Regions from separate parts of the Homo sapiens genome. Here region 2 is linked to region 1. The links are chromatin loops, found by intact Hi-C in ENCODE. Cell type or tissue: endothelial cell of umbilical vein. All regions are shown on one strand. Links, peaks and the distances in the headings refer to the core of each region. The heading gives the core; the rest is flanking DNA.

What was found. Peaks named below come from ENCODE experiments on the same cell type or tissue, not always from the same donor. Only the 100,000 strongest peaks of a DNase experiment are listed, where the experiment ranks them.
Region 2: a loop joins it to region 1, with 8 times the contacts of the local background. A loop is called at or near these places in 10 of 110 quality-filtered maps.

The regions. Positions count from the first base shown.
Region 1 is chr17:6,089,616-6,106,056 of GRCh38, forward strand. It overlaps WSCD1 (WSC domain containing 1), which reads left to right. Exons shown (of 9, transcript NM_015253.2): 4 at 706-890; 5 at 5,487-5,608. Among named protein-coding and RNA genes, the nearest start is that of WSCD1, 27 kb to the left of the region's middle. RefSeq lists enhancers at 6,313-7,213, 7,214-8,112, 8,746-9,513. In endothelial cell of umbilical vein, for the core only: no CTCF peak of the experiment used is centred there; DNase peaks (open chromatin) are centred at 9,026 and 9,376; H3K27ac peaks cover 2,163 bases.
Region 2 is chr17:6,318,176-6,334,616 of GRCh38, forward strand. It overlaps the pseudogene BTF3P14. Among named protein-coding and RNA genes, the nearest start is that of AIPL1, 110 kb to the right of the region's middle. In endothelial cell of umbilical vein, for the core only: a CTCF peak has its summit at 8,984; DNase peaks (open chromatin) are centred at 7,846 and 9,026; H3K27ac peaks cover 767 bases; H3K27me3 peaks cover 301 bases.

The DNA.
Region 1 (16,441 bases), core at 4,705-12,704:
AGAGTTGTTGTGAGCCCGTTCTAAAACCATTGGGAGCTTAAAATCTCCTATAGTGGGAGTGTTTACATCACAGAAATTGGCAAACAGTACAAACCAGAGCTCTCCCTGTCGCATACTGAGAACCAGCTTACAGGCACATCACAGATTTAGACCCATTATAACCTGTAACCACGGCACTCTGCAGGGCAGAGCTCAGGGCTGGCAAGAGGGACCAACGGGGCTGGTTCCATTCGTTTATCACAAAGGAAAGACTGTTGCCTGAACTTAGCCTGGTGGCCCTTGAGTCTGGCTAGAGACTGATTCCTAAGGCCAGCCATAGGCCGATGGCTGTGGCCCCTGTCTGTTCACCTAGACCCAAACTCAGCTTCAAGTCCAGTCCGTTTCCTGACTCCAGACTCAGTTGCCATTGCATGACCCACATAAATCCTCTCCACAGTCTGCCAGGTAGCAAGGAGTTATCCCTCTTATACAGATGGAGAATCTGAGGCTGGAGAAAGAAAAGACAAGGTCCTTACGGCACATGTATACATATGTAACTAACCTGCACGTTGTGCACATGTACCCTAAAACTTAAAGTATAATTAAAACAAAAAACAAAAAAAAAACATACTTTCTAATCTACATCAAGCTGAAACAGTCTGCAGTTTAGACCGCAGCCCTAGCTCTGGGCCAAGGTCCGGACTCACCCAGGCCTCCTCCCTGCAGGTCCTATGTCTACGCCGGCTTGGAGGCCGGGGCGGAGTGTTACTGCGGGAACCGGCTGCCAGCGGTGAGCGTGGGGCTGGAAGAGTGTAACCATGAGTGCAAAGGCGAGAAGGGCTCTGTGTGCGGGGCTGTGGACCGGCTCTCCGTGTACCGTGTGGACGAGCTGCAGCCGGGCTCCAGGAAGCGTGAGTGTGCCAGCCTCTTCCTGAGCTTTGTCCGTCTGTCCCACCCGCTCTGGCTGCCCATCCCCCACAACCTCTCAATGAAACTACCTGGGGCAGAACCTGTGCCAACCTCTGCCCTCCCTTCCCTATTGCCATCACTGGACAGGCTCCTGGCAGGGCAGGGATGGGGTTAGGATCCATCGAAGGCTTAACTGCTTGAGTTCATGACTGAAGCATACCTTTGCCTGTCCCCTGCAGGAGAGAGAAACTGATTAGGGGGCCTGGGTATGCCTCAGACATGCTGTGTGGCCTCCGGCAGCTCACTGCCCCTCTCTGAGCTACGGTCTATTTTGTAAATTGCAGAGGGAGACCTAGATTTCTTTCTTTTTTTTAATTTTTATATTTGATTTTTTATTTTTGAGACAGAGTCTCACTCTGTCACCCAGGCCAGGCTAGAATGCAATGGCCCAATCTCGGCTCACTGCAACCCCCACCTCTCCGGTTCAAACAATTCTCCTGCCTCAGCCTCCCGAGGAGCTAGGATTACAGGCACCTGCCACCACACCCGGCTAATGTTTTTTGTATTTTTAGTAGAGACGGGGTTTCACCACATTGGCCAGGCTGGTCTTGAATTACTGACCTCAGGTGATCTGCCTGTCTCGGCCTCCCAGAGTGCTGGGATTACAGGCGTGAGCCACGCACCCATCCAGGAGACCTAGATTTCTAGCAGTGGTGTGAGCTAGATAATCAGAAAATTCCCTAACTATAAAGCACCTAGAAATGCTGCATAAAATTTAGCAAACATTATTGTAAATGCATAGCTGAACTAGCAGAAAAGTAAGGCAATCCCTTGGATCCAAAAATGAAGAAAGAACAAAGACCCACAGTGGAGAGAGTTAGAGATAGGCTGTGTGGCCGTGGGGCTCAGCGGAGGGAAGTCGCCAGGCTGCATGGCCACTCTGTTTGGGTCTTAATGTCCAAGCAGGATAGGGAAGGAGGCCTTGGGCTTCTCAGGGTAAGGAATTGGACCCTGAAGGGGCCCAGCTCAAAGGAGGAATGGGAAACTCAGGTTTGTCCTCACTGCAAGATGATGAGCACAAATCCGCTTCCTCTAATCACAGAAGGCTCCTTTGTAAAATAATAGGGCTGTGCACTGTTGCACATGCTGGGGGCCATTCTTTTCATGGCTGGGAGAGGCAGATTGGGAAGGAGTCAGAGCCTGGGAGACCACCCCCACCACTGGCAAGGGTAGGACAGTGGTGATGGAGGCAGAGGCACAGCCCAGGGTCCAGGCTCACCGCCTCTGGTCATGCCCTAGTAACAGGGCTCCAGGAGAGCTGACGGATTAGTTCAAGAATGGGGCAGAGCCCAGGTAAAGAGGTATTGGAACAGCCGGGCGCGGTGGCTCACGCCTGTAATCCCAGCACTTTGGGAGGCCAAGGCGGGCGAATCATGAGGTCAGGAGTTCGAGACCAGCCTGACCAACATGGTGAAAACCCGTCTCTACTAAAAATACAAAATTTGCCGGATGTGGTGGCAGGTGCCTGTAATCCTAGCTACTCAGGAGGCTGAGGCAGGAGAATCGCTTGAACCCGGGAGGCGGAGGTTGCAGTGAGCCAAAATCATGCCATTGTACTCCAGCCTGGGCGACAGAGTGAGACTCTGTCTCCAAAAAAAAAAAAAAAAAAAAGGTATTGGATCAAAAGCTAAGGCTTCACAGGGGTTCTGGGGAGGGCTGTCGAGTGAGTTTTCCAAGCAGCACAGAAGCCGAGCCCTGAGAACCGTGGGTGAACCTAAAGGCCACCCTGGCTGGCAACTGTCTGTGGGGTCACAGTGCCCAGAAGAGCTGCTCCGTGTTTGACCCCAGCTGACCGGGGCTTCTTAGATGCCTCTTGCATTCAGACAGGATGTGTCTGGGAGCTCAGGGGTCCAGATGGGGCAATGGGGACAGGGGCGGAGAAACTGACCACACATCGTTTAGCTGACAGGTTCACTAGTGACACCATGAACTTGGCAGTGTCTCACCGACACCTACTCTGCCAGGCCCTGACCTCATAGAGGGGTTTGCCATGGCACGTGGGCACAGTCCTATCCTGTCACCTGGACATGCAAACGGGCTTCCTGAGGACCAAACTGCTCCACGCTGGCTTCTTGGAGCTTTTATTTCTTTGGTTTCAAACAACATTCCTGCCCCCAAGTAAGACCAATTCTATATATGGACTCCCGGCGGCCCTCCCAGCCCCATCTGCCTGCTCAGTAATTGATTCTGAAAGGCAGTTGTTTTGCTTTAGGTTGCCCATGGATTAAGAGACAGATGGTCCAATCATTCAAGCCAGCCCTAGATCCGGAGTTGGCTGGACTTGCTGTCATGGTTAGTGTTGAAGATGGTGTCCTAGCTGCCTCTTTGGGCAGGCTGTGGAGCCCCCCGTGAGGTACCTTTGCCTTCCTGCCCCCTTCCTGAGGGAATGAGCTGACAGGATCTCTCTCAAGAGGTGACCAGGTGACCACCATTGTGAGCTGCAGCTTCTGCCAGCAAGGAGCATTCACAAGGAGTAAGACCCATGAATTTGCTCCCCAGGTTGGAATCGGAGTGGGTTCTGAGCAAGTCATCAACGTCTTCGCCTTGGAGGCGTCATTCTGCCAAGTGACCCTCAGGCTCCCACCTGGGGAATGAGGGAGACTGGACTGTACCAGGTGACAACCTGTGTCCTGAGAGTCGCATCAGTGAAGTGCGGAGGCAGCCAACACTTCCTTCTTTAGCGGCTCATGGACCACTCACCTGTTGCAGTATATGCAGTGCCTTCCTGCTTTATCTCATTCAGTTCATTCGTTCGCTCACCACGTAGTGGGCACCTGCTGTGTGTCAGGATCAGGGCTTGGTGTGGGGAACACAGGGGTCACCCAGGATGTAGCTTCCCCCCAGGAGCTGTGTTCTGGAGGCCTCATGGCCCCCTTTTGTCCCTCCCTGTGGCCCAGGGCTTGCTGAAATCTTGATCCCTCCCCCATCTCTGGATTGTGCCTACCCTGATGACTCTCCCCATTGTCTGTTCTATCCCCGTGGAGCTGGTTGAGGACCAGTGCCCAGTCCATTGAAATGTTTGTTCTTTGGGGCATCAATCATGCCAAAGAACAGGAAAGAGTTTTGTGAGCCCAGCACCTGCCACCACCCTCGACCTTGACACCAAAAGCCAGGGCAGACACACGGTGGTGGGGAGACATGGCCCCATCAGGGGATGTGCGTGGGTATACATTGTTCCTCATGACAACCCTAGGAACTACGCTGTATGTAGGTGAGGAAATTGAGAGTCTGAGCCCGAGACATGGCAGAGTTGCAGAGCTGGTCACTGGCAGTGCAAGGACTTGAACCTAAGCACTTATAACCCTAAGCCCTGGTGTTTTCCCCACACTAGGCTGTTGTCTGTGCCCTAATAGGTCGTGCCCTGACACGTGCACCACAGGTGCTGTGGTCAGTTGAGATGGGCTTCCAGATCCAGGGTTTGGTCCTACTTGGCAGATTCTGGCTGGTAAAAGGGTTTCTGTTTGCACCACGTGGTGTGGCAGCTAGAGAGCCAGGGGAGATACTGAGCCCTGGGAGACCCCGTGTAGAGAAGAGCATGGGGTAATAATCAGGATGCCATCTAGAGAAACCCTGATGAGTCTGGAAGAAATACGAGCAGTTGGTGCAAGAACATTCCAGAAAGTTTGTTCAGCTCCAAGGAAGCCAGCTAGGGCACTGGACTTTTCCACCTGGAGGCTCTACAGAGCAGCAGGAGGCTTGGCAGGAGGCTTCTTTGTAACATGGGCTTGAGGAGTTCCTAGAAATTGAGTGGGAGTTCAAGATCAGAGAGAGGCAAACCTTGCAAAGAGGCAAAGCAGTGGTATGACTCCAACGGCACAGCAAGAACAAACATGGCTGGGTTTCAGATTTCCATGTCTGCTTTTCTTTTAATGCATCTTCCGGTAGGACATTGAATTTTTCACAATATCAGCCTCTCAGGTCACCTACCATGGGAGGAATCTGGCACCTAGTAAAAGCACCATCCAAATTTGTTGAAGGAAGGAAGAAAGAAGGAAGGAAGGAAGGAAAAGGAAGGAGAAGGAAGGGAGGAAGGAAGGAAGGAAGGAGAAGGAAGGAAGGAAGGTAGGCAGGCCGGCAGGAAGGCTGGCATTATGGAGAACTGGCAGAAGCAAGAGAGGGAAGGAAGGAAGGAAGGAAGGGAGAGGGAAGGAAGGAAGAAAGGGAGGGAGGGAAGGAGGGAGGGAGGGAATGGAGAACTGGCAGAAGCAAGAGAAGGAAGGAAGGAAGGGAGGAAGGGAGGGAGGAAGGGAGGAAGGAATGACTTATGGAGAACTGGCAGAAGCAAGAGCTGAGCGCTGCAGTTTCAGCCAAGTGGTCCCTTGTAGATGACCCTGGACGGTCAAGGTGCTGATGCCTGGTTTCTCTCAGAAGCTCAGCATGACTATGTCCCATGCAGGGCCGTTTTCCCTCCCTGATTTGAACTCGCCTCGTAAGTTTATTTATACCTGTCTCAGGACCTAAAGCCAGCATTTTCCCTGGTGACAGGCACCAACAACTGGACACCATCTCTTACCAGAAACCCCTCTCTTTTCCCCCAGGGCGGACCGCCACCTACCGCGGATGCTTCCGACTGCCAGAGAACATCACACATGCCTTCCCCAGCTCCCTGATACAGGCCAATGTGACCGTGGGGACTTGCTCGGGCTTTTGTTCCCAGAAAGTAAGACCAAGTGATCATTTCACAACCCTTTCCTTTAAGTGTGTGTGGTGGTCCTGAGAGAGGGGGGCACATGTGCTGGGCTGCGGGTGTCCCCTCTGGCAGTCCAGATGGGAGCAGAGGAAGGGGGCATGGATGGGAGGCAGGCACCAGGTACCACAGAGGGAGCCGGCAGGGAGCCCTTCGCCTCTGTCCACCATGTGAGGCTGGGTGGGGAATTGTCAGCAAGGCTTGTAAAGCCGAAAGGAGAGTGCCTTTCTGGATGCGAACTCTTGCCACAAGTGTCAGATGTTAAATTGACTTGGTTTGGAAGCCAGAAGATGCTGGCTCGGGACTTGGGGATAGCTGATGGATTTTCTGTTATTGGTGCTGACGGTGTTGGGCCGTGAATCTGATGACAGGGGCTGGAGCCACACTTGCATCTTTGGTTTAGCCTGGGCTGAGGAGTAGAGCGTGACCCCATGGAGGGGCAGGGCTAGGCACCAAAGGCCACTGACCCCGCATTGCATGGTAGCTCTGGGGTGGGGAAAGTTGGTCAAGGCCAGAGGTGGCTTGCAAAAAGCAGGGCCTGGAGTGTGTGAAGCAAGGCTGGGGGAGACCCAGCAGACTGTGTCCAAAGAACATTGAGATCTCGGGCTGGAGTCAGGCAGACTCCAGATTGGGGTGGATGCTGTGGCTCTAGAAATGGCCCTTGGTGGCAGTAGGCTTGGGGCTGGGGCTGTTTCACATGCGCTGGGATTGCTGTACCCTCAATGTGGCTTTGATACTTGGCAATGTAATAGAACAGGGCTAAGGTGAGAGGATGGCCTTGGCCAGGATGATGATGACGATTATGACAATCAACAGAAGCTGCCATTCGTTGATCGCTCATTCCATGCCAGGTACTGTTCCAAGCGCTTTATGGGTTAACTCATTTAATCCTCCTAACAACCCTACAGCTAGGTGCTGTGATTATCTGCATTTTCCAGGTGAGGAAACTGAGGCAGAGGGTTTGAGCCGTGTGCCTGAGGTCACACAGCCAGTAAGTGGTGGGGTCAGGGTTTGAACTCAGGTAGCTCCATAGTCTGCTGTGGGTTGAAGGGTGCAGGGGTGGACTTCAATGACAGCAGATGTGATCGGATCTGCAGGAGCAGCACAGCCATCCTCTGCTGCACCCCCCCACTCCCGCTCTCCCTGCTTCATGTGTTCCTCCGCACTCTGGGGACACCTCCCTTGGAGGGGGCTGGAGAACAAGGGGGCTGGACACCTCCCTTGGAGGGGGCTGGAGGGGGCTTTCATATGTGCTTTCTTCTTGTCCAAGTGCATCCTTTGAAGTGGCTCTCCTGCGTCACCAGCATTTCCGAAGCCACAGCCAAGGATGTCTTGGGCATCAGGGCACCCACGACACAATTAAATGAGCCAAAAAGGCAGTTTGTTGATTTGCGGACATCTGGCCTGGGGACCTCCTCATCCCTTCTCCTCCTCATGGGAGCAGAGCGATGGGTAGAGGCAGCAAGGATGCGCGCTCAGCTGCCGGCCCTGCTGGTGCTCTCAGGAGAATGAGCCACCCTCCTAGGGCTTCCCTCACACCTGCAGCTCAGAGCAGTTCCCTTGAGAGGCCCTCTGGTTGGAATCAAAGGAACTCTGTGGTCCAGACCAGGCTGGAGGCAGGCCTGCCTTGAGCAACCAGCTTGGATAGTCCTGCTGTGTGCTGGGCATGGCACTAGGAGCCTTCCTGCGGGGGGTTATCTGCTTTAATCCTCCCAGTAGCTCCCAATGGGGGATACTCAGATGCCTGCTTGCTGCGAGAGGCTGGGCAGGTGTGCAGAGCTGAGAGCCCTCAAACACAGGCACAGAGTGGCCGGCTTTGCAGCTCCTGCTCCTGATGCCACACACAGCCACACACTGGCACAGAGCGGCCGGCTTTGCAGCCCTTGCTCCTGACGCCACACACAGCCCGTGGTTTTACACACTGCTGCCATTCGGCGTTATGGAAGGGGGAAGAGACGGAGAAGATGAGGAGGAAGAGAAGGGAAAGAAAGGGGTGGCCATTGTGGCCATGAGCCATTAGTGTTTCGGACTAGTTTTAAATAGGAACATGCTTACTTGGAGCATAATGAAGACGCCAAAGGGCATAGCAGGGAAGCCTTCCTCTCACTCCATGCATTTCCTTGCCTGGATTGTCCTGGCTTCTCATGTCTACTTCCAGAGAGACTGAATATTCAAGCAACTGCATCCTTGCCCATTCTCTAACAAGCCCCGCAGCCGGGCAGGAGCTGCACCCGCCCTTCTGCACTGAACTCTTCACCGGACAGCCTGTCTCGGAGATTGTCTCACGTCGCGACACAAAGTGCTTTCTCATTCTTTTTTACCATTGCACGGAGGTCCTATAATTTATTTAACCAGTTTAGCATTTCGCCTATTTCCAGCCTTCACAAACGATGCGGCAGTGACTACCTGTGTATGTACGTAGATCACTTTGTGTGAGTGAATCTGTAAGAAAAATATTCCTTGGAGATGCTGGGTCAAAGACTGAGTGTCTTTATCATTTTGGTAAACTTTGTCAGGTTGTCCTTGGCGAGGATTGTATTCATTTTATACCCCGATCAGTGATGTGTGAGGGGGAGGCAAGGCACCCTCGTAACCCTTATTTTGTGTGTGTTGGGGGGCTCAAAGCAGCATTTTAGGCAGATGCCTCAGTTTTCTGGGGGTCCTCCCTTTGTGTACCTCATTAGGGCCCAGAGAGTTCTTTCTTTTTTTTTTTTTTTTGAGACAGTGTTCCGCTCTGATGCCCAGGTTGGAGTGCAGTGGTGTGATCATAGCTCACTGTAGCCTCTGGCTCCTGGGCTCAAGTGATCCTCCCACCTTGGCCTCCTGAGTAGCTGTGACTACAGGCACACACTACCATGCCCAGCTAATTTTTTTGTGTATTTTTTGCAGAGACAGGGGGGCGGGGTGGGGGGGGTCTCACCAAGTTGCCCAGACTGGTCTTGAACTCCTGGGCTCAAGCAATCTGCCCTCCTTGGCCTCCCAAAGTGCTGGGATTACAAGCATGAGCCACTGTGCCCGGCTGGTCCAGAGAGTTTGTATTTGTGATTACAGACAAGAATTTAAAGGCTTATAACTCTTCAACTTGTATTTTCAGCCTTCCTTCATATTTACTGGCATAAATCCAGATTGCTGCAGTTTCACACTGGAGCATGTGCCAGAAGATACACGCAGGCTCTTGGTGTCTTGTGCTATCACACATTAGCACCTTGTCCATCTCCCCTCACAACGCATTTCAAGGACAAGTTCCCTTCTCTGCTATGGCCGGAGCAGTCGTGAATTGTTTGGGTCAGAACTACATGGAAAGGGCATCCAGGTTTCTCAGAAACAGCCTCTGTCCTCAGCACTCACAACACTGGAGCCAGTGCTGACACCTGATCCTTATCCGGGCTGCCTCTGCGTGGTCAGATGGGACTGGGAGGGTGGTGTTTCCTGAGTTCCATTGTTTAGGGCTGCAACATTTGCAGCTGTGAGGAACAGAGTCATCATTTCCAGCTTTAAAGTTTAAAGTGGGTATTGGCAGCGCATATTTAGTGGGACTTGGCAAAACGCAAATGCTGAGACGGTGGGCACAGCCAGGGGCAGGTGACTCTCACTGGTGGCAGAGTAAGGGCAGTGCCTGAAGAAGGTGAAGAAGGCTTGGAAGGAGGCTGAGAAAGGAAGATGGTTGCAACTTTTGGGAAGGGTTGGAACTGGAGGATGTGGGGCAGTGTTGGCAGGTGGCTGAGGGGATTAAGGAGTGTGTTCCAAGAAGAGGCAACTGCTGAGCAGGAACCAGGTGGCAGGAAAGCAGCCCAGGTGGCCCAGCGTGCAGGGTTACTTGGGGGGCTGTGAAAGGTCAGGGGGTACAAATTGCAGAGGGCTTTGTGATACAAGAGTTATTAAGAAGTTATTTTAGGCAGAAAGTAAGGTTCTGGGTGGAAATTTTCCTGTAATAAGAAACAACCCCCAAACCATCTCTTTTCTAACAGAAAAGGCGGCTTAAAGGGCCAGGCACGGTGGCTCATGCCTGTAATCCCTGCACTTTGGGAGGCTGAGGTGGGCGGATCATGAGTTCAAGAGATTGTGACCATCCTGGCCAACATGGTGAAACACTGTCTCTACTAAAAATACAAAAATTAGCCAGGTGTGGTGGCGCCTGCCTGTAGGCCTAGCTACTCAGGAGACTGAGGGAGGAGAATCGCTTGAACCCAGGAGGCAGAGGTTGCAGTGAGCCGAGATCACACCACCGCGCTCCAGCCTGGGCGACAGAGCAAGACTCTGTCTCAAAAACAAAAAAAAAAAGAGAGCAACTGGGTTCACTCAATATGGTGATTCCCACTGTCTTTTCCTTGTTACCAGGTGTACCGAGTGTCATGGCCACCTCCAGATAACACCATGTGTTCAGAACATCATGATGACCTGCATTTGCATATTAAAGGACTAAGGTGGGAGGGCCAGGTTTTTCAAGGGCTACGTAAATGACACACCTGGTCAAACCAATCCCCTGGGCCTTATGGAACGCAGACACCGCTTCCTCCAGCATCCCAATATAAGCAGCCACTTTTCCGCTGCACACGGGGTTTTCTCTTTGTTCAAATCCCCCCTCCCTCTGTCTCTGTACGGGGAGCTGTTTTCTTCTTCCTTCCTTCTTTCTTGCCTGTTAAACTTTTCACTCCTTAAAATCACCCCACATGTGTCCATGTCTAAACCGGCACGAGACCAAGAACCCTGGTGTCCCTCCAGTCATCAGAGCCATATAGCTTGAATGCCTGCCTCAAGGTTGAGACTTTTTTCAGTGGGTGGGAGGGGCTGGTATGGCTTGTGTGGCACTTTATAGCTGCAGGTAGGATGTTCTGGAGCACGGAGAGGATGAGAGCTAATAAAGAAGGGAGTAGGTCTAAGAGACACCACAGGGTTGGAATCCACAAGAGAGGATGTGGGGGCATGAAAGAAGGAGTGGGAACCCCCAGGGAGGAGGATGAGGCATGGATGGGTTTGTGGGTGAGCGGGGCAGCTGACCTGTCCAATGTGGGAGGGAAGTTCTCCTTGGATCCTTCTGGGATACAGCATTTCTCAGGGGTACCCTCAGAGATGCCTTGGCAAAGCTGCCACAGAAGTCGACCTGTGACCTGGTTCTGGAGTTAGGGATTTCAGGTAGGGCAAGAACAGTGCCCTGGATGTCATGCCTTTAAGTCAAACCGCCATCTGCCCAACGGAGCGAGCCTTTGGCTCCCAGATTGTCCATCCATTCTCGCTTGTCTCGCCCGTGGATGTGGGTGTAACTTGAACTCAAACCGTCTGTACTGTTAGCCCCTCAGCTCTGAGCTCTGCAGATGCCTGGCAGGGGTTTTGCTGGAATTCTGACTTCACTCTAGAGCAGGGGTTCACAGCCTTGGATCTGTTGGCATTTGGGGTTGGATATTACTCATGTTGGGATCTGTCTGTGCATTGTAGGATATCTAGCAGCATCCCTAGCCTCTACCCACTAGATGCCAACAGCCCATATTCCCTCAGTTGTGACACACAGTCCCCACACATTGCCGTATGTCCTCTGGAGGGTAAAATCACCCCTGGTTGAGAACCACAGCCCTGGAGAGCCACCTGAAGATGCCAGGCAGCCATGCCCAGTCATGGCCCATATCCCCGTGGGGCTGAATCCTGGGGAGCAATGGTCTCTTCCAACCATTGTGAGGATGGAGAAGCAAATTCTCCCTCTAGTATTGAGGTCTGATGGATGTGAAATTGTTTGGAAGTTGATCTGACCCAGACCTGCAGAGGCCAGAGAACTCTTTGCAGGGAATGGTATCCTCTCTTCCCTCCTGAATGTTGAGGGTGGCGAGAGAGGTGAATCTGGGGATGTCTGGCCGTATTTGCCTGCTCTGAAGTGCCAAGCACGTCCTCTCTGGAAAGGCCAGTGGTGTGGAGGCTGCCTGGCAGTCCCGGTGGCAGCTTTATCTCATCCTAATTTGGCCGAAAAACAAGCTCAAATGTCCTATGATGTGGGAATGGTTAAATTATGCCACGGCCATACAGTGGACTATAATACAACCATTGAAAATGTTTTCAAAGACTTTGATGATGGAAAATGCTCACAGTAGAATGTTAAATGGGGCAGAGCTGAGCCTGGGGGTAGGAAGCTAGGGGCTTAATTAGAGCTGGCCGGGCAGTGGGGCTGGGAGCAGCAGATGTGAGAGGTGGGGCTTGGAAACAGGAAAAGAGGAGGGGGTTCCTTGTAGTGCCCCCACCTTTGAGCACCATCTGAGGCTTATTTGTGGCCCCAGATAAAATGTCTACTGTTTTTGCTAGTTCGCGAAAATGGATTTGGGGAGATCCAAGAGTGTAGTTTGACAGAAAAAGAACATTCCAGGTGATATCTGCATCTTAATGATCTGACTCTCTGCCAGCAAGAGGGAATTGACCAATGTAATGTGTTTTTAAAGCCCAGTGAAATGATCTTGTCTAATTTCCTGTGATCGTATGGAGATGGAAAGAGACCTGCTCATTCTCAGTCCCCTTCAGGATCCTATCGGCTCCTTTGTTTCAACGCAAGGCAAGAGTGAGCAGGGGGCAGCTTCGATATTTGCATTGCTACCAATTCAGATCTGGGGTAATTAGTTTTGTCGCCTGATATTTGTGCTCAAGTAGATAGGCCATTTGTGGGGGTGCTCCGAAAGGAGGCTGATGAGCGAAATCTAACACCATCTGCAAATAGGTTACTAATGTGAGACACTCCACCGGCGATTATACCTTGTGATGTGAGGTTTGTTCTCCCAGCTGCTGTTAGTGATTCTACTGATAAAGGAATCGCAGGGAGAGGAGGAAGAAAGGTGTTGAGCTTTCTTTTTCCCCTCTTTTAGCCTCTTTTGGGCGTCTAAATTCTTTACGCATTAATCACCTGGATGTTTTCCCATTGACATTTCTTCTAAGTTTTTTTGCTTGTTTGGCCATTTAATGGTGGTGCTCATCTAGCCACCTTTCAAATGGAAAAGCATGCATTAATATGGAACCTGTTTGTTCTCAGCTGGGCAGCTGCTCTTGCAAAATCCACTTGGATTCCAATAGATTCGGTCTATCCAAGGTAGCCTTATGGTCTCCATGGGGCACCCAAGTTCATGTCTTTGCCAATGGTTGGGTCTGTAAGAGTCTGGGTTTTGTGAGCCTTGAGAATAAGAATTTTCTCTTTGACAAAATGCTGTAGTCATTCCAAGAGCTATTGGATATGCTTTGAATTGCTTATAAAAAGTCTGTGGTAAACCTGTTGATACTGTACTCTCTGCATATTTTGAAAAACACGTATTGTTTGTTTTTCTGGGGGGTTAACACATATCTATTTTAGAGAATTTGAAAATTTTCCAAGTGCAGAAATAAAAATAGAATGCACCTGTAACAACTAATAACATTGAACATCTTTTTGGTCTTTTGTTCTAGGTGTATCTCTACGTAATTTGTTTTATAAACATTGACTCATTCCTTCTCACATTTGTTCCTTTTTCTCATTGAATATGTTGTGAGCATTTTCTTTCACCGTGCTATGCCTTATCGCTTATTGGCATTCTGTCCTCTCCTGAGGGACATTTAGGCCATTTCCTTTCTTTTTTTTTCTTTTTCCTTATTGCTGTTATAAACAATGCTGCCACAAACATCCTTGAAAATAAACCTTTGAGCCCATTCATAAGTATTTCATTGGGCTATATTGGCAGATAAGGAATTGCTGGGGCAAAGGATAGGTACATTTTATATGAGCCCTTTTAAGACTTTTTATACATTTTGGGAAGTGTGTCTTCTAGCCTCATCCTTCTGAAGCTGGTAAAAGGGCTTTAGAGTCGTGGTAACCTGGGTTCATACTCCTACTCCACCACTTTCTCATTTTGTGATCCTGGCCAGGTCACATAACACAGAGCCTTAGTTTTCTCGTCTGCTAAATGGGATGGGTGGAGATGAAAGTGCCTCACCAGACTGTGATGAGGATTCAGTGACTTTGTGGGCACGAACAGTTTTGTGATTTATGTTTTGGGGTGTGTCTGGAGTAGCAAGTGTTCCAGACAATGCTTATGATCATTGTGATTATTCAGTGTCCCCTAGTTCTTTCAGTGTGTGGGGGATGTTTGAGAAACTTCCTGGGATGAAGAGCCAGTCCTTTCCCAGGTCAGTGGAAAGCCAGGTACCTTAGGATCCCAATGGTTGGGCGGTTCTGAGTCACACTGTGTTTCACAGACTCTTCTGTCTGAAGGATGTTTGTTTGGCTTTGATAGGGATGGTGTTACCTGGGGTGGTTGGTGGGTTAAGTAGGTCTGCTGTCTGGGGCTCAAGTCTTCAGAGAGCCATCTGCCCCTGGAGACATCCCACATCCCACAGGGTCCCCTGGAGACACTCTGACATTTGCCACAAACAATCATGCTTGGCCTGCTCTCATATGCATAGAGTGGATATTGCAGCCTCTGTTTAGAGTGTGTGCTACAGCGCACGGAGAAGGGGACTGGTGAGTGTACTCTTTTTGTGGAGAAAAGTGAATGCTGTGGGGGTGGGAGGAAGCCCCTGCCTCTGACCCCATGCATTTGCCTCCCCTGGACTCAGCCCATCCATGCTTACTGAGTGTCTACTCTCTGAAAGGCACTTCAAGAGTATTTCAATCCCCAGATCCACCATATGGATGGAGGAACCAAGACTCAATTCAGCTAAATTTAAACTCACACCTATAGACTCCAGAGCCTGTGTTAGCCCATTTGCATTGCTATAAAGGAATACCTGAGGCTGAGTAATTTATAAAGAAAAGAGGCTTATTTGGCTCATGGTTCTGCAAGTTGCATAAGTATGGCCCTAGCATCTGCTTCCGGTGAGGCCTCAGGAAGCTTCCAATCATGGTAGAAGGTGAAGGGGGAGCCAGCATATCTCATGGTGAGAGATGGAGCAAGAGATGGGGAGGAGGTGCCAGGCTCCTATAAACAACCAGCTGTCCGTGAACTGAGAGCAAGAACTCCCTCATTCATTACCAAGCGGATGGTGCTAAGCCATTCATAAGGCATCCCCACCCCTATGATCTAACCCCTCCAACCAGGCCCCACCTCCAACATTGGGGGTCACATTTCAGTATGAGATTTGGAGGGGACACACATCCAAACTCTGTGAGAGCCCTTAGTCATTAAACTGCAAGCCCTTTTACAGATGATAAAGCCAAGGCTCAGAGATGCCCAGTTGCTCGTTGGCAGTCCATGGATGGGATTCAAAGCCCACAGTTCCTGATGACAAGCTTTGTGTTGGTTCCACTCCCAGCATCTGCCTCTCCAAATCACAAGGCCCCATTCTCAGTTACAGCATCACTGGACAAGTTTTCAGCCAACCTGACATATGCCTGAAAGCAAAAGTCTGTCCCCTTTGTCCCCAGTCCTTGAAGTCATCTTTGTGGGTGTCTTCTTTCCTTTTTGTACCTTGAATATCCAGATCTGCCTCTGGAGTGAAGGGAACTGCTCTGGAGGCAAGAGACTGGCAGAGCTAACCTCCATATTGGTTTGCAGATTTCACTGGAAACCCAGCACATCCATGTATTTGCCTCTTAGGAGTTGAGCTGTGTTGATGTGGCAAGGTCCTGGACTTGGAGTCCAGAAGGCTGGCTCCTTTTCCCACTCACCTGGCAGGCTGGGCATCCTGGGCTGTTCACTGCCTACCTCCGAGCCTCAGTTTCCCCTTCTGTGATCCCTGAAATCTCTGTCATTCTGTGTAACCCTGGGGATCCTAGAAAAGTGCTCAAGGAGGACTGAAGATGGAGGAGATGATGCCGAGAGGGGCTGGTTTGTTACAGAGGTCCCGCCTGGAACCTTGCTCCTTACCTGGAGGAATGTTCACTCCTTGACCTAGTGGCCACAGACCAAGCCTCCCGCATGTGGATCCCCGCCAGCCTCAGAGCCCTGCCCTTGCTGAGTCATGACCTTGCTCTAGGCTGAATGCCCACCCATACCTCAGCCCAGCCCAGCACTAGCCGTGCGTCCAGACCGACCCAGGCTCAGGCTGTAGATGCAGGATCAGGATGAGGATGCATATCTTTCTGCCCTCGGACACAGGCTGAGCCAGCTCTTTCTTTAACCCCTCACCTGTCTGATTGAAACAATCCCAAATCTATCTTCTCACTTTCTTTTTTTGCCTTGTATTCTTGGATCCTTTTTTCCTCTTCTTTCTCTCACTGAAGCACCCTTTCTCTCTCTCACTGAAGCATAGGGTAGGGTGCGAGAAGCAGGGAAGTTGGCAGAGAGATAAGATTCATCAATATTTAATTTTTATGGAAATCATGTCCTAGAAATCCCCAAGGGGCTGAAAATTGTACTGTGTTTTCAGAATCCAGTGATGTTGCTGGAGCGGTGATGTTGTAAATAAAACCACATTACTGTCTGCAGCTCTCCTGTCGCTCTGCAAACACCCGGAAACTTGACAGTTTAATCCACTCAAGGAAGCAAAAAGGTTCGGGTCACTGCTGGGGGCAGCCCATTCTCCAGTCCTGGGATATAAGATTGTGGGGCATCAACGTCAGTGGGGCTGTTACTGCTGGGAAGGGAGACGGAGCCAGCGTGCCTTGAGTAGATTTACCATGCTGGTGGATTTTTTTTCCTCGGAACAGGAATCCCAGGACAGCAGAGCCCCCTCTGGGCTTTCTGATATGGGGAAGATTTGCTTAGAGATAGCGGCTTTTCTTTTCCCTCATGCCTGTGGTGCAGTTAACCCAATGACCAGCAGAAAAATCAGACTCAAGTTAGTTTCCAGCAGCTTCTGGTGCAATTGGGATTTGGAAGGGACATTCATTTGCTTCTTCATTCATTCACTCATTCATTCATTTCTTCA
Region 2 (16,441 bases), core at 5,644-13,643, 230 kb after region 1:
GATCAAAAGTATACATTAACCACAGTTATGTATTTCCTCTCTCACCTGAGATCCTATTAAAATGAAAGTAAAAGACCCATAAAAGTTATAAACACAGATTGATAAAGACAACAAGAAGAGAGACATCAGCAGACAAGAGATATCAATAAATTAGCCAGGCGCGGTGGCTCACACCTGTAATCCCTGCACTTTGGGAGGCCGAGGCAGGTGGATCACCTGAGGTCAGGAGTTTGAGAACACCCTGGCCAACATGGTGAAACACCGTCTCTACTAAAAATACAAAAAGTTAGCCAGATGTAGTGGCGGGGCCTGTAATCCCAGCTACTCGGAAGGCTGAGGCATGAGAATCACTTGAACTTGGGAGGCATTGGTTGCAGTGAGCCAAGATCGTGCCATTGCACTCCAGGGTGGGCAACAAGAGTGAAATTCTGTCTCAGAAAAAAAGAGATATCAGTAAGTTTCTGGAAGCTAGGAAGCAGGTGGATGGGTGCCAACAGGTGAAGTAGTGTAGAGGAAGCCACACTAAGTGTAGACATGGAAATGGACGCAGTTCAGGAAGTAATCTGCCTTCCAGAACCCTGCAGTTGGGACACAGAAATTTCAGATATAAATGGAAATGATATATGAAGTTAAAATCAGGGTAATTGAGTTGATTATCTCTATATAAAATATCTTAATCCACTCTTGGACCAAAACTCCTAGCAGCTACATAGAGCTATCTGAGTAAAATATCGAAGGGTCAATCTCAAAAAAGTTGATAGTCCATGTATTAGTTATCTATTGCTGCATGACAAATGTCCCCAAACATAGTGACTTACAGCAACATATATTTATTATCTTACAATTTCTGTGGATGAGGAATTTGAGAGTAGCTTAGCTGGATGGTTCTGGCTCAAGGTTTCTCATAAGGCTGAAGTTGAGATGTCGTCCAGGGTTGAAGTTTTCCAACATGGCCATGTGCATTTGTTCATGTACTATCTATGGCTACTTTTATGCTACAATAGCAGAGCTGAGCAGTTAGAACAGAAACCACATGGCCACAAAGTCTTAACTATTTGGCTTAAGTAAAGGGCCAGATAGCAGATAGTTTAGACTTTGCAGGAATGTGGTTTCTGTTCTAACTGCTCAGCTCTGCTGTTGTAGCATGAAAGCAGCCATAGGCAATACATAAACAAACAGACTTAACTGGGGCTGGATGATCCATTTTCTAGATGGCACACTCGTAGGGCTGTTGCCTGGAGGCCTCAGCTCCTTACCACATGAACCTTTCCACAGGGTTCCTTGAGTGTCCTCATGGCATGGCAGCTGACTTCCCCCAAGGGGGACAACAAAGAAGAAATAGTTGCCTTTGATGACCAAATCTTGGAAGTCACACATAGTCACGTTGGCCATATTCTACTCAGCAGAATCAAGTCACTAAGCCCAATCCTTACTCAAGGAAAGTGGAATGAAGCTCCTTCTCCTGAAGGGGAGCATCCCCCAGAATCTGTGGACATGTTTTAAAACAACCACACTCCAGGAAAACAGACCTCCATATTCTGGTATTTAGGGGTCTTCCATCTCTAAAGCCAGCTCCTTTACCAACATTTTAGAGCAAATTCCACAATTTAACAAGGTCTCCTCATACTCATAGGCTACCGAAGCAACTCTATATTCCTTAATTTAAATGCAAATTGTCAACCAGGACACCAGATATTTTTAAAGGAAAACAACTTGCAGTAGAAAAGAGAATAACTCAACAATAATAAAGGAAAATACTGACCCCTAAGGGATTAGAGACAATTCAGGAAATATAAGACAATTAGAAAAAAACAAAAAACCTCTGGTATCTTCAGGAAGAATCCAGAAGATGTTGCATCCATTATACAATAAAATGATTCTATAAAACAGAAACAATTAGAAGACAAAAAGGAACGGTTAAAATTAAAAAATATATGGCCAAAATTTTTTACATGTGTAAAAGGATTGTTTTAAAAAGTCAAAAGCAATAGTTCAGAAAAACATAAAAACAACAACAAAAAGAGATGAAAACAATGAGAGAGAGAAGAAAAAAGATATACTGAATAAATCTGGGAGGTTCAACAGGTATTGGATACCTAAAATATATATATATTAAAGTGTATATATATATATATATATATATATATACACTTTAATATATACTTTATATATATTAAAGTGTATATATATACATTTAGAAAAGTAAGAAACTAAGAAACTTATCAAAGCTAAAGGACATGAATATCAGTGTTGGAAGTTTCACTAAGTGTTCAAGCATAGTCAATGAATAAAGAATAATATATAGACAGTTCATTGGAAAAATTTAAAATGTCAAGCATAAAAAGAATGCCCTTTGACCTTCTAAAGCAGAGAGGTTGGCAAACTAAATTCATGAACCAAATCTGGCCCACCACTTGTTTTTGTCAATAAAGTTTTATTGGAAATGGTTATGTCTGTTTGTTTATGTATTGCCTATGGCTGCTTTCATGTTACAACAGCAGAGCTGAGCAGTTAGAACAGAAACCACATGCCTGCAAAGTCTAAACTATTTGCTATCTGGCCCTTTACAGAAGAAAATTTGCTGACCTCTGTTCTGAAGATAAAACTTACAAAAAGAGAGAAAAGTTCACCCCCAAAAGAACAAAGTCAACCTGGCATCAGAAACTTTTTGTCAGCCTCATTGAACACCAGAAGGTAATGGGAAAATGCCACCAAGGTGCTGATGGAAAATAATTTTTACTCTAAAATTCTATAGTCTATATTGAATGCCAAGATAATATAAAGGCATTTTCGGACAGCAAAGACTCAGAAGCTTTACTTCCCATGTACCTTTTTAAAAAGTGACTTGAGGGTATGCTCTGGATAGACAAGGAAGTAAATCAAAAAACTAGGAAAGGACGCAAGAGAGAGTGGATTCACTAAAGCAAAGCCCTTGGATGGCAGCCATACAGTATGCCTAGAAAGCATTCAGCAGAATTAGACCAGGAAGATGGAAATATGATGAAAGGGACAATTTGAACCATGTAATTCTGGCCTTGAGAATTCAGAAAAAGTTAACGAAATGATGGAGTAATGGTGGGGGAGCAAAGACAACTGCCATTGTGGAACTTCGGGATCCATAAGGAGTCTTGTGTGCTGCTGCAGGGACTTGAGACCCCCTGAGTTATGGCCTGAAGAACGGGTCCACTTCCCAGGAGGGTTGTCCACTGACAGAGTCTGGCGTGTTCTTCCACTGGGAAAGTCTGGTGGTTGGACCACCAAGGCAACTTCCCTCACGGTTAAAGCTCATTTTTTTCACTAAAGGGGCTAGATAGATTTGGCTCATTTAGAACTCAAAACCTGCCAAGAATGATGAAGCTCAAGAGGAAGATTTCCAGTTTCCTGGCAAGTGCCAAACCCAGAGTACCCTTGCATGTGGTCTCGAGAGAAAAGGGTATGTGAATTCTGTGAGCACTGCCCACTAACTCTTGCTGGCTCCTGGGTTCTGGGTTCGGTGAAAGCAAAATCAGAGAAGGAAATTTGAAAACTTTCTCCAGAAGTCCCAGATTCTCCCATCTTCTGGGACTCATTCCTCACTCCCACCAAGAGCCTCCTCCTCCCTCTCCTGCCTTAAGCCCACTCACTCTAGAAACTCTACAATTCTTTTTTTTTTCTTTCAAGTAGTCAAATAACCTCATTAAGCTTTGTTTCAAACCTTATTTCCAGGCTTCTTCAGCTTAATTACCTACAAGTAATGAATTGTATATAAGCAAAAATGAATTGTATGTAAGCAAAAAGCTGCAGTGTCCAAGGGGCTTGGGCTTAAAAATATTAGAGATCTAGATTTTACCAGATCCATATATCAACTTTATAAAGCAGTCAAGGCCAGGCGCAGTGGCTCACTCCTGTAATCCCAGCACCTTGGGAGGCTGAGATGGGTGGATCCCCTGCAGTCAGGAGTTCGAGACCAGCCTGGCCAACATGGTAAAACCCCATCTCTATTAAAAACACAAAAAAATTAGCTGGGCGTGGTGGTGGGCACCTGTAATGTCAGCTACTTGGGAGGCTGAGGCAAGATAATTGCTTGAACCCAGGAGGTGGAGGTTGCAGTGAGCTAAGATCGCACCATTGCACTCCAGCCTGGGCGACAAGAGTGAGATTCTGTCAAAAAAAAAAAAAAAAAAAAGCAGTCCTAATGTAATATAGCAGCTCCCAGTAATTTCTGCAGGTTTTATCTTCTTCAGAAGTTGGCTTAATTCGGTTTGCCTCATTCTTGGAAGCCTCATCAAAATTCTCTGCAAGAGCTGGAACTTCATCATCATCCTCTCCAGTAGCAAATGGTGCTTTTTCATCCACAGACTGTTTGGGCAGAGCTTCAGCCCATCTTCCCAAACTAGCCAGACTGTCTGCATCTCACCGGCTTAAGATGCTGGGTAGCGTTTCCATCAGCTGCTGTGTCTCAGCATGGCCTGCAATGGTGAAAGAAGTGTTTGCTGCCAAAGATGCCTGAACTTTAGGATTGTTAAAGCGGATCACTGTTCCTTGATCTACTTTAACTTGTAAATGTATTCACCTCTTCAATACCAGATATTGTTTGCCCCTAACTTCTTCTTCTTCTTTTTTTTTGAGATGGAGTCTTGCTCTGTCACCCAGGATGGAGTGCAATGGTGCGATCTTGGCTCACTGCAGCCCTACCCTCTGCCTCCCAGGTTCAAGAAATTCTCCTGCTTCAGCCTCCCGGGTAGCTGAGATTACAGGTGCCTGCCACCATGCCTGGCTAATTTTTTGTATTTTTTTTTTTAGTAGAGACGGGGTTTCATCATGTTAGCCAAGCTGGTCCGGAACTCCTGACCTCAGGTGATCCACCCACCTCTGCCTCCCAAAGTGCTGGGATTGCAGGTGTGAGCCGCTGTGCCGGCCCCTAACTTGTTTAAGAGCTGAAGTTTTTTTAATCATCTGCTGTAGCTGTTCTGTGAACCACCTTCTTCTTTCTACAACCAATTTCTTTCCCACCAATGCACGGTTGTGCCTGAAGTTTGGCGGGTTTTTCCTAGTTCATGATTGTCTCTTTCATCTTGTCAGAGCAGAAAAGGGGCCATGCAGGGGGCAGGTTGGCACTCAGTGTTCAAGCAGAGTTAGGCAAACACACGCGGGGATGCAAGATGGCGGCTCTGCGATTCTTACTTCATTCTTTAGAACAAAATAAATCTCTTTCTATGAATTTCCAGGCGTGTACATCCTCAGGCCTATTTTTTCAAAACCAAAGAGTTTATCAATATAGCCAAAGTCTATTTATCGAGAGATTTCACAACCAGTAAAAGTGGCTTTAAGATAGTTTTTAAATATATTTTTTTTCTCTTTACCTGATTTCCATTTTCCCAGGTGAGGAACTTGAAGTCAGAGAGGTTAAGTCACTTGCTGAAGGTCACAGGGCTGGGACGGGAGCCAGAAGTGGGTCAGGATTCAAACCCAGAAATGTCTGGATCCAAAGCCAGGCTCCAGATTTTCACTTCCACCTCCCTTCTCTCCAAAGAGGAGTACCGCATCACTGGAGCTGTCCTTACCAAGAGCCAATCAAAGTCAAGGCTCCCAGTGGAACTGCCTTCATTCATAATTCCCGGTGGAGAGAATCTGATTGGCCCAGCTGAGGTCATGTGTCTTCACTTGGGACAGATCAGCTCTGGCTAGGCGGGCTGAGGCTGCAGGGCAACCACTCTGAGTCACGAGGGCCATTCCTGGGGAAGACAGGTGTGCGAGCTGGAAGGCCATCCCGAGGGGGCCTGCTACGGATGAGCAAAATGTTATTAGGCAGAATCGGTTGATTTCATACCGCTGCGTACACTAGCATCAATAGCCATGCAGAATGGTCATAATATTTTACCAAATGTGCTCCGACTCCCCACCCTGAGCAAACTCCCTCTGGCCCAAGACCAGAAAATGGAAATGCATTTCCTCTTTTCCTGTGCTCAGGCGTGGGGTGATTACTTGGCAAATAGCCCCGTCACATTTGGTCATCTGGGACATTTTTCCTGCCCAGCGGCTCCTCTTCCCAGACAGACCCAGAGACATTCCTCAAAATGTTCTGCTCAAAGAAGCATGTGACAAAACAGCTTGTCAGTTTGTCTCTTTCCTGCCGAAATGAGACCGTGATGTCAAAATTCAGTCCTTTACTCATTTAGAAATAATCTGATAATGGAGCGCTGGTTTAATTTCCCGGGGAAAATAAGATACCTCTTGCCTAGCGAAGCTCCCCATAACCCCAGGAAGAGGCATAATTATCTTCTTCAGAATCAATCCCTTGTGGATCCCCTAATTAATTGTAAACTATAGATGAGAGCTGTTCAAAAAGTAAGTTTACAAGGTTAATTACTGGTGTATTATGCGTAGCACAATTTTGCTGGGCACGTCTGATAGAGAAACTGATGATCAACTTTTCCAAGTTCCTTCTCACTGTCAAGTAGAGGAGTTGAGAGAAACAACACGAAAGTTACTTCTACCTTTGGCAGGCTAGTTATCGAGGTACACCAGCATTATCAAGGGAAATCAGCTCTGCCTATGATTGTGTGAGCCCTTGGCCCTTATACACTCCTACACATGCAAGTCCAATCACACTCCATGTGCACACATGCACGAGTGTGCATGTACACACGCACGTGCACACACACAAATGCATGCATGCACACACATTAGCAGGTGTTATGCAAAGGGCGTCAGCGTCGAAGTCCAGAGAACTGATTTTGAGTCTCAGGTCTCATGCATTGGGGATTTTCTTACTTGAAGACAGAGTCACTCAAGGACATTCTGCATCCCCCTGCATAGTTCCAGCCTCCCATTAGGATCAGGAACATTAATATGATCTGAGCTTAGATCCTTCTGCATTCCTCTTTGTGGCAAAGATATACACACATATTTGGAGATTCTGAGTCCTCAGGGCTGAACGACGCACATGATGCAGGATACTTAAGGATTGGTTTGGACTAATTGTCACATGTTATTTCTTCTTTTTGGCTCCTGCCAGGAGCCTACCAGAACATAAGGGCGCTAGACAGGATTCCAAATGAAAAACAGCCCAATCTTTCATTTCCCTCCTCTCCTGATAGAGACCCTAACAGCTTGGCGAGGAACGTGAGTTGCTATGGGGATGAGCTGTGACTAAATCAGGTGGGTACAGGCAAGGGTATTGCAACACAGGGAAGAAAGAAAAGGGAAAAGTTTGCTTCTTAGCTTGGGCTTGAAATATTACAAGACTGCTAAAGAGGAGGGACATTGCCCTCCCTGTCCCGAAATCCCTGCCTCTGCATGCCTATTCCCTATCCCTTCCCAAGAGTGGAGATGTTGGTCTGATGGGTCAGAGCCCATGTTCTGCTAGCAGGCAGGGTTGCTGCACCTTAAGAGCAGGACCTTGGCTGGACACCGTGGCTCACGCCTGTAATCCCACCACTTTGAGAGGCCGAGGTGGATGGATCACCTGAGGTCAGGAGTTCGAGATCAGCCTGACCAAACGGTGAAAACCCATCTCTACTAAAAATACAAAAATTAACTGGGTGTGGTGGCATCTGTAGTCCCAGCTACTTGGGAGGCTGAGACAGGAGAATCGCTTGAACCCAGGAGGTGGAGGTTGCAGTGAGCCAAGATTGTGCCATTGGACTTCAGCTTGGGCAACAGAGCAAGATTCCATCTCAAAAAAAAAAAAAAAAAAAGAGCAGGACCTTGGCAATACTCCCTCTTCCTCTTCCTGCCTTGGACTGGAACAAGCAGATGGCAAGCTGCAGCTCAGAGGGTGTGGAGGGAGCTGCATAGGTACGGACGGGAGTCTGAGACAAGCCAAGGAGAGAAAGCCTTTGCCTCTGCCTGTGACGATCCCCAAGGGTATCTTAGAGGGTGAGCAGCTGCCCCCGAAGAAGAGGGGAAAGGTTGTGGCAGACAGATCACGGCGTGAACCAGCGTGGGAGCATTAAAGAGAGGGCTTGTTTGGGGACTGCTGGGTTACATGCCAGCACTGGGCAGCATTGGGGAGAGAGAGGTACAAAGAGCCCCGAGTGTCAAGTGAGGACTTTGGATTTTATCCTACAGTCAATGAAGGCTTCTGAGAAGGGAAGTGACATGATTTGTCCTTTGGGAAACTGAGACTGGTGGCAAGTGTCAGGAAAGGCTGGGAAGGGGGAGAGACGAGGGCATGCTGAGACAGCAATCAGAAGCTATGGCATCATGATTCAGGAGGGAACGGTAAGGTGGAGGACAGGTCATGGCGCTGGGAACAAGAATGACTAGGAAGGTCAGGCACCGCAGGGCTCAGGACTCACTGTCTACAGCGGGGAGAGAGCCAGCGGCTGAGATGGCTCTGGGGTTTGATCACTGAGGCCTGGGTGAATGGTGGTGCATTTACAGAAAAGCACACAGAAGAATGCGTGACAGCACACACACACACGTAGACACACATGCATACACACATACACATGCACACACACATGCATGCACATGCAAACACATACATACACACATACATATGTGCACGTGCGTGACATGTAAACACATGCATACACATACACATGCACACACACATGCATGTACACACATACACATCCATAAGTGCATGTACGCACATACACATACACATGTACATACATACACACATGTGCACATGTGCATATGCACGCACACATACACACATGTATGCACACACACACACACACATATACACGCACGCACACACACACACACACACACACACCCTTCACTCCCCAGCCAGTACTTATCAGACCTCTATTCTCAGGAATTCTTTCCCTCATTCCTCCCATACATGACTTAAATAATAACATTAATGACAAATAGGGTCACACATCTTTTGTGCACAGTTATATCCAATTGAAAATTTCTCTACCTAAATAGCTCTCTGAGGCAGGCCAATAGAGGCTCAGAGAGGATGCCTCATGTCACACAGCCAAAAGCTGAGAGGGTGGAGTCTTGACTTCTGACTCCCAGCCCAGTGCGCCCCCTGCCATACTCCACTGAGGCTGGAAGGAAACCCTGAGATCGGCTTGACCAGCCCTCTCATTACCCTTGTTTATGACGGTTTGTACTGTAGTCAGGAAACTCCTGTTAATTGTTCTTTGTGCTGCCACCATCATATTTCCTTCCTCCAAAAAGGAGTGCAGGCAGGGAGATTATTTTGACATATTTCCCGAAGATGCCGTTTCTAGAGCACTTGCCTGATAAAAATGATATATTTATTTGGGACCGCCAAGAGCTTGCTGAAATGAGGAATTTATCTGCATAGCTTTTGTTATTAAAGTGATTCTTCTTGTTTATTTCCTTCTAAGCTACTGATTCCATCTATAATACATGAGTTTCAGGTAATAGAAATTTTTCATGCAAGTAAATATTTTAATAACGATGTTATGGTCTTGATTCAGTGTTACAGGCAATAGCCTGGCACAGGGAACAAGCTCGATAAGGGAAGGCTCGGGACCTGGGTTCTTGTCCCCACTCTGCATCTGTATCCGTGGGCAAAACCCTGTCCTCTATGAACCTCAGTTTCCTTCTCAGTAAAGTGGGGTAGCTGCTACATACCCTCCCTGACTCACAAGGGCCACTGTTAAGATCAGATGAGATGACAGCCCCAAAGGTTCTGGAGAGGCTGCAGGCTTTGCTATACATGGGTAGGATCAACGTGAAATACTGACCAGAGTACAGACTTAGGAGTATAACAAAGAGACTAAAAAATGCAGTGGCAGCCCAGGCGTGGGGGCTTACGCCTGTAATCCCAGCACTTTGGGAGACCAATGCAGGCAGATCACAAGGTCAGGAGATCGAGACCATCGTGGCTAACACAGTGAAACCCCGTCTCTACTAAAAATACAAAAAGTAGCCAGGTGTGGTGGCGGGTGCCTGTAGTCTCAGCCACTTGGGAGGCTGAGGCAGGGGAATTGCTTGAACCTGGGAGGCGGAGGTTGCAGTGAGCCGAGATTGTGCCACTGCACAATCTCACTCTGGGCGACAGAGTGAGACTCCGTCTCAAAAACAAAAACAGACAAACAAACAAACAAAAATGCAGTGGCTTAAATGAGATAGTGTCTGTCTTATGCAAAGATGGGTGTGGGTTGAGAAAGGGTAAATGGCCTCATTCTACAAGGTCATTCGGGGCAGGCCAGTCAGCACTGCCAGCCTCAACATGGGACTTCCATCTCTGTGTCCAGGTGGTCTCCTACCATGGATGTTTCCCAACAAGCAAGAAGGTAGCAAAAGGGAATCCCGGTCAAGTGAGTTTGTCTTTAAGGTGGAACTCACGTGGCACTTCCACTCACATCCCATTGGCTCAAATTTAGTCACATGAGTCACTTGGCTTCTCTGACCACAAAGAAGGCTGGGAAATGTAGTTTCTAGCTTGGCAGTCATGTGCCCAGCTAGCACTTGGAAGATAGAATGAATAGTAGGAGACACTTAGCAGTATGGGGAAAATGACCACTCAGGATAATGGCCACAGATACGGAAGGGCCCACAAGATCTTCAGGAAAAGCAAACAGTCAATTGGGTACAAGCAGGCCTACACTCACATGTCTGCCTCAGATATTCTATGCACATTTGTACTCATATGAGCACTCCTGCAATCAGACACCGGCTCAGGTAAGCAAAATAATAAGAGTGAAACTGAGCATACCTCCTGGCTGTCAAGGTGCTGCAGATTCAAGAGATAGATGGTGGTGGGGCCTAAGGTGAAGCAGCCAAGTTGGAGAGAGGTATGTGAGTTCAATATCTATCTTACCTTTCCAACTCTGGAAGGTTGGAACTCAACTGGCATGAGTTCAGTTTGAGGACCACAAAGAGGGGGAGATCTGAACAGGCTAGACCTGAGAGGATCACAGACTTCGGGACATACCTCAAGTCAGACATATCACCGGTGTTCACTGCTCCATCAAGCTGGTGACCATTCACCATTTCTTTTCCCCTAACGGTCTGCCTTCACCATTTTGATCCCCACCAAAGTCTGCTATCTCACACCCTTCAGCCACATGCATTGTGGCAGGACTAATGTCTGATACTCCAAACGAGGTGACTCTTGATCAGATTCAACCCTGAACCAGAATCTTTCAAATGTTCTCCAGGGTCTCTGCTCTAAACCCAGGAAGGAATGCGGCTGATGAGTGCAGCGCACATCGGAATCCTACCCCGGCCACCAGCCCCAGCTCATGGCAGGGGTTAGAAACACCCCAGGGAAGAAAGAAATGTCAAAATGTCAAAATATCAAGTTCAAAGTGATCAAATGGGAGGCAGTCCACCAGCACAACTGTCACACTAGAAGAGGGCGAGTCTCTCCCAAAGTCTGTACCTTCAACAGGAGACCATCAGAAGAGCTTCTGGAATTCACCATGCACTATTCACATATCACTCAACATACATTAACAGCTCAAGTGGATTCACATCAGCTCAATCATAATTATTTGTCAAAACCACTTTTTCCCTCATTATTTCCTGCTGAGAGTGTGAGATTATACAAATTTATGTTGTAGTTATCACAGATTCTAACAGCATCACAAAGGAAGAGAAATTAACCCCCTACTTATTAGAAAATGTTTAGCTCAACTCTCTAGGAGAAGTCAATTTACTAGGTTAAATTTTCTGAAATTGCATAAAGATGCTAGTCCAACAACCCACCATAACAGAGTGGCATTATCTGCTGTTTTACTAGAGGACCTGCTGCCAACAACCTTAATGATTTATAGTTAAAATGTATTTATCAAGAAATTGTCACGCTAGTTATAGCCTGAACCAGAGACTGGGACCCACATTCTGTTTTCTGGAAGACTTGGGTCTTGGTGAACAATAATAATAATAATACCTATGGGGTCCTTTCAGTTCTAGGCAAAGTTTGTTGTGCTCAGCCAGTTACATACAAGCATCGTTCCTCACATGGACCATGGCCATTCTTTCCTAACTGCTCTCCCACATCTACGCTGGCCCCTACCCCACCCCACCCATATTTCATGGTACACCCAGAGTGATTAGTCAAAATCACGATCTGATACTATCCTTCTCTCCCACTACAGGGCCTTTGCACAAGCTCTTTCCTCTGTCTGGAATCCTCTTTCTATCCCTCTTCACCTTCCTACTCATCCTTCAATTTAAGCCCCTTTTCATTAGGAGCAAAAACCAGTCTTTACAAGGGCCTGCAGGTACGTGTCCACTGTCTGTATCATCCTAACAGGGGTACTCTTGAGAGTGACATGAGATGCTGTTAATACTTATGCCAGAAGTATAGGTACAAATGAACCTATCCTGGGCAATCCAGGACCAGGCTCTCCTGGCCTGGCCCTCTCCACCTCTCTGGTCTCGTCGCCTACCATGTGCTCCCTTAATTGCTCCAGGATTCCTGGGCTCCTTGCTGCTCCTCAGTCATGCGAGGCCTAACACCCACCTTCAGGCCATTGTGCTGGCTATTCCCCCTGGCTTCCCCCAGAAGTCAGCCAAACAAACTCCTTCACCTCTTTCAAGTTGCTGCTTAGATGTCACCTTCTCAAGCTCACCCTGAGTGTCCTGATGATAACTTTTATCATCTGCTTCTTTGCCCAAACCCATGGATGGCAGAGCTGGGTCATAGTGACATTGTGAATGTTACCAGCTCATATCCCAGACATCTGAAACACTAGCATAGTCAACAATTACACACACTGATTCACTGGTGTGTCCTCTCTGATTATGGTGTATCCCTGGAGGGTAGCTCCAGAGACCCCAGGCAAAATGACCCAGCACAGAATTCTGGACCTGTCCTTGTAGAGCCCCAGCTCTCTACTCTCTGTCCCCACCATGCTAGGGAAACCTGGCTGACAAGCAATGCCCCCAGTCACAGACTTAACACTTCAAGTGTCTGCCTCCTAGATGACAACCTGAGCAGCTCAGCCAGGCAGCAGGAGGAGCCCAATGGCCCCATGGGGATGGAGCATCCTGTAAGTTGGAAGATGCCCTGGAGTCCTCCATGCCCAACCGCCCTGTGGTAGTATACAAAATAAGAAACCCAACTCAAACCGAAAAATCAAGGGTGGGGAAGGAATCTAATGTCTCATGTAATTGGGCATTGTAGTTTAGCTGGCCTTAGGCATGGTGGGGTCCAAGAGGTCCAATAGTGTCACAGGACACTGTTTCATTGTGTTCTCACTAAATTCCCAGGGAGGGCCTCCCCATGTGGCAATAAAGTGGCCACTGCCAGCTCTAGACCTCCATCTTCCTCACAGCTGGTCATACCAGTGGAAGGAGAGAAACTTTTGTTGCAGCAAAAATTCCAGAGAAAGCTCTCATTTGCCCAACTTGGATCACATGTCCATGGCTGAACCAATCGCTGAGACCAAGGCATGAGATACTTTGATTGGAAGGTCTGGGTCACATGCTCAGGTGGAAGAGTCACCCAAAACATATGGTTACCCAAAGCCATGTTGAACACTCAAAAAATTATATGTGTGTCCCTGACACTCATCTAATAGGAAGGGGCTGTGTTGCACAAAGGGAAGACATGAGCTCTACAGAGCTTTGAAGTAGATATCTAAGACTTGACTTTGCCACTGTCTCTAGGTGACTTCAGACAAGACGTTTTATTAATACCTCACAGAGCCTTAGATTTCTCAAATGTGATGAGAGGATGCAGTGCTCTGCTCTACCAGACCCTAGAGCATACTATGAGGATGAAATGAGGAAGGACCGTTCTCCCCTAGAGATGGCTGAGGTGTCCATCGTCGGGAGTACAAGGGAACAGGCATGTCCATGTTTCTGAACCACATCTCCAAGCTCCAGTAGGCTCTGTGCTGGAGCATGAGTTTCTTTTCCACTAAACAACTCGAAGGAAAGAACAACTTTGCTTCCCACTTATTTGGTGTTTAGATGCTGCCTCCCTCCCACCACCTCCACCTGCTAGCTGAGAGGCACCATCTCTGAGCCCAGAGGATGCAAGATCCATCACTCCTGTACAGAGTTCACACCATGCAGCTGTGACCTGAGCAACACATCCACAATTAGCTAATATGGATCATTTTTAACAGAAAACGAAGCATGAAATATGCAAACATAATGAGCCCTTCACTGAAATTCCAGTAGCTGCTACAGGGTAACCAATTTGAATAGCAGTTGCAATTCCCGGGGAGGAAACCCCCATTAATAAGAACAATGTTGAAATTGTTATGTATGGACTCTGAAACTCACTCGATAATTAATCCAGTCGATAAACATGGTATTAGTCCTCCCACACTATGCAACTTAAATGAGGCTTTTATTGAAATATTGGGTCCAGTTTCAGACTTAGCAGCTAATCTGGAGCAAGTGGGGATGTTGGCAATGGCATGAAGACCAATGCAAGAGCCAGAGTGAGTGACAGAAGACACAGCTTGTCTTGTAGGCCTAGAGAAGACCTCCATATCACCAGGCTCCCAACATAACAAAAGCCCAGTATCAAGCACTGGCTTGGATGCCCCATGCCAAGCGTGTGCCAAGCTTCCAAACAGTGCTGTTTAGAGGTCACTAATTATTGCTAATTATTGGTCTTCCCAAACCCATCTGTGTGTGATGGGTAGCAACACCATGTATGTTTTCAGAGCTCACTCAGTTTTTTATTTCCTGCCTTCCTGGAACCCCCTCTAGCTGGTAGAAGAGAGACATTGAAAGCATCAGGCTTGGGTGTTGGACCAAGGTTCAAACACAGGCTCAGCCACTTTCTTACCAGCTCTTTGCCCTGCAGTTTATGGAAGTCCTTTCCCAGTCTGTAAATAATACAAGTGCCTACCTTTTAGGGATTTTTCTGAAGAATAAATAACATAATGGGTATTAAGTACACCCATTATGTAGGTACAGCATGCCTACCTTTTAGGGATTTTCTGAAGAATAAATAACATAATGGGTGTTAGGTACTCAGCCATGTGTCTAACTGGGACACATTGCTATCCATTTCTTTCACCCAAGACTGGTTCTCAGAGGCATACAGGTAACAAGTTGCTCTGCACCAAAGTCCGTTTCTCATGCACTCTTTTATTTCTTTTTCTTTCTTTCTTTCTTTCTTTTTTTTTTTTTTTTCTGAGAGAGACTCTTGCTCTGTCACCCAGGCTGGAATGCAGCAGTGCTTTCTTGGCTCACTGCAACCTCCACCTCCTGGATTCAGGTGATTCTTCTGCCTCAGCTTCCTGAGTAGTGGGATTACAGGTGCGCTCCACCACCCACAGCTAACTTTTGTATTTTTAAGAGAGACAGGGTTTCACCATGTTGGCCAGGCTGGTCTTGAACTCCTGACCTTGTGATCTGCCCATCTCGGCCTCCCAAAATGCTGGATGGCAGGCATGAGCCACTCCTTCGCATGCACTCTACAGCATTCAGGCTGGAGTTGGCTCCTGATATCACGAGGACCTGGACTGCAGGAATTAGGAAGCCTTCTGAGATACCACACTCATTGCATGCAGGCTATACTTAAAGATCCATTTTATGAAATGTTAGCCATGAGTTGACAACTGTTGAAACTGGATGGTGGATACATAGGGGTTCATTGCACTGTTCTCTCTAGTTTCATATATGTTTCATTGGTTTGAGTTTTTTTTTTTTAAAGACCTATCTAAAGTGAGTTTATTTGGGTTTTTTAATTCCACAGCTAGGAGCAATCCTGGCAAATTCATACCTGGGCATTTCTCTTGCCACTCTGTTGAGGAGGCGTCTCGGGGTTCAGTCGCCAGGACATGCCTGGTGAAGCTTAGATCCCTATTGTGACTGGCAATAAGACAAGGCAAGTGTACTTCAGGAGACCCTACCACCTCCATTGTTTTAAGAACACTGGGGAACATAAGTAATCCGAGTAGAGATCTTAACTAAGAAACAAATTATTAACTATTAACAGATGAAATGCAATGAGATTCTAATTGATATATTTCCTAATTGTTCCTTGCCTCAGGTCATATGATGCATAACTGGTATAATTAAGAATAGAACTCAAGTTTTCTGCTTCTACACAATAGAACTCAAGTTTTCTGCTTCTACATCTGGTATTTTTTTCTGCTATATATACAGATACTTCTGTATCTCCAGTGGCTCTAACATGCAGCCATTATGCTAGCAAGCATAACAATAGCAACAAAAGCCATAGCAGGTAATATTTATTGAGGATTTCCTCTGCCGTGAACTTACTAAGCTTTTTAATGCATAATCTCATTTAATTCTATAAATACATTTTTAAAATAAAATAACTTTTGAAGAGGCTAATATTATTATCCCCATTTTACAGATGAGAAAACTGAGGCTTAAAGTCATGAAGTAACATTGAAGTAACTAATTGTATACAGCCTTGGAATGGTAAGGTTTGGCATTCCGCCTCGATCTATCCTGTATGCATCTGGAAGTGCCTGGTTGCTGCACAAGAGTCTAGAGTTTATTTAACAGCCTCTATTAGGCATTTGGGCTCTTTCCAATTTCTTCATTCTCACAAATGATGTTGCAATAGACATCC